Linked DNA regions of Homo sapiens: region 2 is linked to region 1. Evidence: chromatin contacts called from ENCODE Hi-C or POLR2A ChIA-PET data. All regions are on one chromosome and are shown on one strand. The core of a region is the stretch at or near the end of the contact, and the rest is flanking DNA. Distances in the headings are between cores, read along the strand shown. Region 1 overlaps COG4 (component of oligomeric golgi complex 4). Region 2 overlaps VAC14 (VAC14 component of PIKFYVE complex).

Region 1 (3,032 bases), core at 391-2,890:
TCCAACACTTTGGGATGCTGAGGCAAGAGGATTGCTTGAGGCCAGGAGTTCCAGACCAGTCTGGGCAACATAGCAGGACCCCATCTCTACAGAAATTTTTAAAAAATTAGCCGGGCATGGTGGCTCTCGCCTATAGTTCCAGCTACTCAGGAGGCTGAGGTGAGAGGATCACTTGAGTCCAGGAGTTCAAGGCCACAGTGAACTATGACTGTGGCTCCCTTGTACTCCAGCCTGAGCAACAGAGTGAGTTTCTGTCTTATTTTAAAAAATAATAGAAAGTTACCCTTTGAGAAGATTGTTGAAACTGGGGACTCTCTCCCTTGGCTAATGGCAGTCCATATTTTCCAAGAGAAGAAAATAATGGAAGAGGAGCTACACCATGCTCACTTTCCTTGTCCTGCCTGAGGCTCAGACTGTCCCTCAAGGGAGTTTCCTCTGTGCTGCCTGGGCTTCCAGACATCAAGGGAAATGTGAAAAAAAAGAAAGTCAATGGGAGGATTTTTGGAAAACTGAGATATACCTGGTATGAGGGTGACCTTTCTGAGGAATGTGTGTGGGTTTTCTCCTTTTTTAGGTGGCCAGTAAAGCTGAGGAGAATCTGCTCATGGTGCTGGGGACAGACATGAGTGATCGGAGAGCTGCAGTCATCTTTGCAGATACACTTACTCTTCTGTTTGAAGGTGAGCCTCTTTCTCCGCTCTAGAGAGACTGGAGACTGTATATGACACCTGCATCCTAGCCTTTCTTCTCACCCTTCTAGCCTGATGACTTTAATTTAATCATGTAGTTTATTGTGTATTAATTGATTGGAGAATTAAATAACTTCCAGATTCAGTGCCTGATTAGCAAAGATTAGAGTCTCTCCAGTGTTTTGATCCTACCTAACCCTCAAACCCCAAACTCTGTACGAATAAATTTAACCCTAAAATAAATTACTGGAAAGCGAGTGATGCTGATTTCCAAAGATGCTGCTGTAGAAAACAGTATCAATGTAACTTACCAAATGCCTGCTGGTGTACCAAGCACTGTACATATTTAACATATTTGCCTAGCAACCCCTAGCATTGACTAGGCCTATTTGTGTTCATTTTAGAAAGTGAAGCAGCCAAAAGGATTGAGCTAGACCTTCGGTTAGTCCTGGATGGGAGCAAGTTTATTTTGTAGGAAGAATACTTGGAATATAACCCTATTGCTTCCTCCCTTCTAGGGATTGCCCGCATTGTGGAGACCCACCAGCCAATAGTGGAGACCTATTATGGGCCAGGGAGACTCTATACCCTGATCAAATATCTGCAGGTGGAATGTGACAGACAGGTGGAGAAGGTGGTAGACAAGTTCATCAAGCAAAGGGACTACCACCAGCAGGTGAGCAGGGGAAGCTACAGGTAGGGTTTGGTAGCAGCTTTAGCGAGGAACACTGAGTAGAATAAATTGTAGGGTTTGAAAAAGTGAAAAAAAAGGTGCAGACAGGAGAAAAATAAATGCTAAGCGCACACTGGCCTGCATCTTGCCCATTGACAGCTTACTTTGGACTTGAGGTGTTGTCGAGATGATGATGGCCTCAGTTCAAGACCAAAACGGAAATAAAAAGAGCTTCCTGAAAAGAACACAGCAGAAGTAGTAAACCAGTTCTCTATCACAAAATGTGCAACAGTGCCCTCTAATGATATAATGACAATTCTATTTCTTGAGGTCCTATTAAGTGTCCAAGTAATTGTCTCCAATTTCCCCTTCATTCCTAAGATGTTAAAGATAACGTTTGCTTTTTCAGAACTTTGTTTTTTCCTTCTTTTGAGCAGAGAAAGTAAAAGTACGACATAGAAATAGGAGTGGCCTCATACAATTGTATTTCTAGAACTCCAGACTAGGAGACTATAAACAGTAGTCTATTGGAACACCATTAGCATGACTTTTAAGCACAGTAATAGAGGTGAGTATTATTAGCATCCAACCCAAAAACAAATCTTTGGCCTGTCATCCTGAAAGCCCACTGCTGGCTTGAAGGGAAGGTAAACCTGGTAAACAAACTAAATCTAAATGTTCTTGTATGCCAAAAGTTTGGAGTGACCAGCAAGAGGCCAATAGATGTGGGGGTGGGGAAGAATATTCTCATTCCTGTGGTATGTTGCAGTTCCGGCATGTTCAGAACAACCTGATGAGAAATTCTACAACAGAAAAAATCGAACCAAGGTAATAATCCTTCTCTCTTCTTCAGCCCACAGGAGTTTGAATTGGTAATCATGTAATATAATTCAGACTACTCTGTTACAATGTGGTCTATGTTTTTAAAATATTTTATCAATTACTCTTATTTTTCAGTGCAATGTATCATATGAACAAAAGTATATATAAATAAATTGTGTAATCAGTCATAATCAGCCGGGCGCGGTGGCTCACACCTGTAATCCCAGCACTTTGGGAGACCAAGGCAGGCGGATCACAAGGTCGGGAGTTCGAGACCAGCCTGGCCAATATGGTGAAACCCCGTCTCTACTAAAAATACAAAAATTAGCTGGGCATGGTGGTGCGTGCCTGTAGTCCCAGCTACTCGGGAGGCTGAGGCAGGAGAATCACTTCAACCCAGGAGGCGGAGGTTGCAGTGAGCCAAGATTGCACCACTGCACTCCAGCCTGGGTTACAGAGCGAGACTCTGTCTCAAAAAATAAATAAATAATAAATTATAATCAGTACAATCACGTGTCATTTAATGACTGGAATACTTTTTTTTTTTTTTGAGACAGAGTCTCACTCTGTCACCCACGCTGGAGTGCAGTAGCATTATCTTGGCTCACTACAGCCCCTGCCTCCCAGGTTCAAGCGATTCTCCTCCCTCAGCCTCCCAAGTAGCTGGAACTACAGGCGTGCACCACCATTCCCAGCTAATTTTTTATAATTTTAGTAGAGACAGGGTTTTGCCATGATGGCCAGGTTAGTCTCGAACTCCTGACCTTAAGTGATCCGCCCACCTCAGCCTCCCAAAATGCTGAGATTATAGGCATGAGCCACCATACCCTGCCAACAACTGGAGTACA
Region 2 (3,155 bases), core at 566-3,065, 230 kb before region 1:
CCAGGCCATGGGCACAACCTGGCAGTGATGGGGGCATCTCTCCTCTCTTCACAGTGACTTCAGAGACCCCTTCCTGGCCTCAGGCCACGGCAATGCCTCATTTCTTGTCATTTGCTGCCCGCCACCACTTCCTCCAGCCACACCAGCCCCAGGAAAGCACCTGTTTCTCTTGAAGCCCCTTCCTCCCACTCACCCCTCCCAGCCTCAGGAAGCAGCAGTAGGGATCACGAGCACTGGGGTCAGAGGGATCTAGATTCACAGCCCTGCTTTGCCCATCCATCCCGTGACCTCGGACAAGGGTCCTACCTCACTGCTACTTCTTCCCTCTCTATAAACCAGGTGCTGGGGTGCCTGGGGGCTCTGTGAGCTCCCACATGGCAAGGGCTAGGCTAAATGCTCCCTGCATGTGAAGGGGGCCTTTGCTTGTGTCCTAGTTATTACAGGCCGGTGCAGAGGGCCCCTGTGGGAGGCTTCCCTGGAGATCCCAGCTTCTCCTGCCCCTCTGTTCCAACACACTTGCTTATCTCAGGCTGCCTGGGTGGGTGGTGAAGTTCACATCTGTTCCCTCCTGGCTGTGACCTCTTAGACCCCCAGCTGGAAGTGCATGCGGAGGCTCCTCAGCGTCGCCCAGTGCTGGGTGATTTGTGTCATCAGCTCAGTTTGAATAGCGTCATGGCAGGCCACACAGGCCAAGTTTACTTACCCCGGAATCCCTGGCACCAGGTGCCCAGTAAGGGTCAGTACCTATTTTTGAAAGTTTATTAAAATAATGGAAGGCAGGGGCACCAATCACCTGAGCCTGAGGCCCCCGGCACTGCTGCCCAGAATGGCATCCTCTCATACCCGTGCTGCCAGGCCCTCCCTTGTCCAGTTGGAAGCCCCAGCAGTCCAGCCCCCCTGCTCCACCAGCAGGGGGTGCCTTCCTCCACACCCTCTCCTCGCTGCCTTTGGCCCCAGCCCTCACCCTGCAGCAATAGCTCTTTCCCGGTGGCAGACTGCTATATGACCTCTCCACTGCCGCGTCAGCTGGAAGTCCCCACTGGGCCCTGCTGCATCCCATCGGCTTCTCTCTCGCTCTGACCTGAGCAGCTGCAAAGTCTCCTGGCTATGATTGATGCCTCCGGCGCTCCTGTCCTGCCGACCCAGGCCGGCCCACAGATGAGAAAGTGATTGCCCCTTGAGTGGGTTCCCGAGTTGGTGCCATTGCGGCGGCCTTTGTCTACGTAGCTGTGCACCCCCTCCAGTTCTGCAGACTCTACACCCCCAAGACCCTGCTCAGCCTCCCTTTCTCCCAGCCACTTGATTCTTGGGGGAAACTGCCCCTTCCCCACCCTGTCCTCTTGGTTCCATACCAGCCTCTCCATCACCCACCCCTTCTGTGGACCACTTCCTGTGCCAAGCACGACTTGATGCTCTTTAGCCCTGCCTGGTTCACAGAAGAGGAGCTGGCCTCGGAGAAGGTGGTGCTGCCTCCCCTGAGCGGCCTCTGGCCCTTCCCTTGTATCCTCCAGGCAGCAGATCTTGAGCCCACAACGGGCTGTCCGGGCACATGGACCCCAACCCCAGCAGGGAGGGAGGCCGGAGTGGAGCAGGGACCCTGCTGGGCCTGAACTGGGTGGCTGACGTTTTCACATCTGGTTCTGTTGAACTGTAACTCGCGTTATGTACTGAAGCCAGGGTTATTTTTATCCTGACATGTGAGGTTTCTTCACGTCATAACCACAAAACTCAATCCAAAACATCCCGGGGCAGGTTGTTTGTGAGACGTTCTGTGGATTCTCATGTCACCACATCAGGTTTCACTTAGTAACATCTGCAGGGCTGGCTCCCCGGCCGCCCACCCCGCCAGCCTGGGTTTCTGTGTGGAGTGCGTCTCTGTGCCCCTGGCCAGCCGCCGGTCACGTGCACTTCCTGCCAGGGGCTGGCAGGCTCCTCACTTGCCCAAACCAGAAATACAAGGCACAGTGGCCTTCAGCTGAGGGATGGCACTCTCCCTCATGCTCCTGCCCTCTGCAGGATTGGGGAATGGAAATCCCACTCTCCTGGGCCCCTCAAAGAGAGCCTGTCTCCCGAGACACACAGCCGGGTTGTGGGCCCCCCTCTCCCTCGCCCCCTGCTGCAGCAGCTGCCCACCATCTACAGGGGGCTGTGCCTCAGTGGCACCCCTGAGTAAAACCGCTGAGGTCCTCGGAGCGCAGTGTTGGAGGGCGTGCCCTGAGCTGCCCCGTCCCGGCTCCCACTTTCCTCATGCGCCTGCAGCACCCAGCCCAGGACCCTGCTTACAAGAGCAGATGAGCCAGAGCCGGAGGTGGGCGGAAGAGCAGGCAGCAGTGAGGCGGAAATCAGCATACTTGAGGGGCCCATTTCTCCTGTAGTCACCCTCCCGGGGTGAGCTTGTTCTCTCTCCACCCATCTCCTCCTCCTGAGCCTGCAGCCCTGCCTCAGAGAGCATCTCAAGCCAAAGGGCAGCTCAGATCAACAGAGTGGCTGGGGGCGATGGGGGCCACTGAGGCTGGGAAAGAGCGAGCAGCCCCCACCCTGTCCTGCTGAGCACTGAGGCCTTTCCCATCCCTGTCCAGCCCGCCCTCCCTGCCCCTTCAAGTGTGGCCCCTTTCCCCACCTCCCCTGCTGGGAAAAGACTGCCCTGCTCAAACCTGTGGTCTCAATGCAGCCCCTCCCAAGGCTCCCAACCCTGTCTTGGGGAGGGCAGAAAGTCTTTAAGCCTTGGGAGCACTGTGAGGGCTGAGCTGCACTCAGCTGAGGATGTGAATCGCTTGCTGCGGCTTCTCGCAGCTGTGACACTGCCCTCCTCCTCCCTTCCACTAAGGGCCTCAGCTCCAGGGTCCAAGGGGCAGCCTGGACATTGAGAGTCCATTTTGGGTCCACACTAGGGGCTGTGGCTAAGGAGTTCAGAGTTGTGTCCAGAGCAGCCCAGCCCTTCTCTTCTGCCATCTTTAGCCAGACTGTCAGCGGAGAGATGGGCTGATCTCCCTCCCCAGATGTGTGGGGGTCACAGGTGGCCCCCCTTCTTCCTCAGAGCATCCTGATAGAGCACTGTGAATTTGTGCCAGAAATGAAATCTCCCCACTCAGACATTTCAGACCAGCCCCCAGACATCCATTCTGAGACTCAGAATGAGAACGGTCTGCCCTGCG

The links. A loop is a pair of places that touch in the nucleus more often than their neighbours do. ChIA-PET counts read pairs that join two places held with the same protein, here RNA polymerase II (POLR2A). Pooled maps may share reads with other maps.
Region 2: a pooled map shows a loop between it and region 1 (3-fold over the local background). The contact joins two enhancer-like sites. A Hi-C loop is called at or near these places in 2 of 50 pooled maps. POLR2A ChIA-PET finds 5 or more read pairs at or near these places in 3 of 52 experiments (AG04450, HepG2 and activated T-cell).

What each region holds. Positions count from the first base shown.
Region 1 is chr16:70,507,564-70,510,595 of GRCh38, reverse strand. COG4 (component of oligomeric golgi complex 4) reads left to right here. Exons shown (of 19, transcript NM_015386.3): 6 at 575-680; 7 at 1,208-1,365; 8 at 2,132-2,190. Among named protein-coding and RNA genes, the nearest start is that of COG4, 14 kb to the left of the region's middle. Within about 2 kb of position 1,640, at least 2 of the 41 ENCODE cell types and tissues checked have a DNase peak (open chromatin) inside an H3K27ac peak, as active enhancers do.
Region 2 is chr16:70,736,336-70,739,490 of GRCh38, reverse strand. The region is part of intron 13 of VAC14 (VAC14 component of PIKFYVE complex); the gene reads left to right. Among named protein-coding and RNA genes, the nearest start is that of VAC14-AS1, 17 kb to the left of the region's middle. RefSeq lists enhancers at 937-1,106, 1,008-1,538, 1,511-1,670. Within about 2 kb of position 1,815, at least 30 of the 41 ENCODE cell types and tissues checked have a DNase peak (open chromatin) inside an H3K27ac peak, as active enhancers do.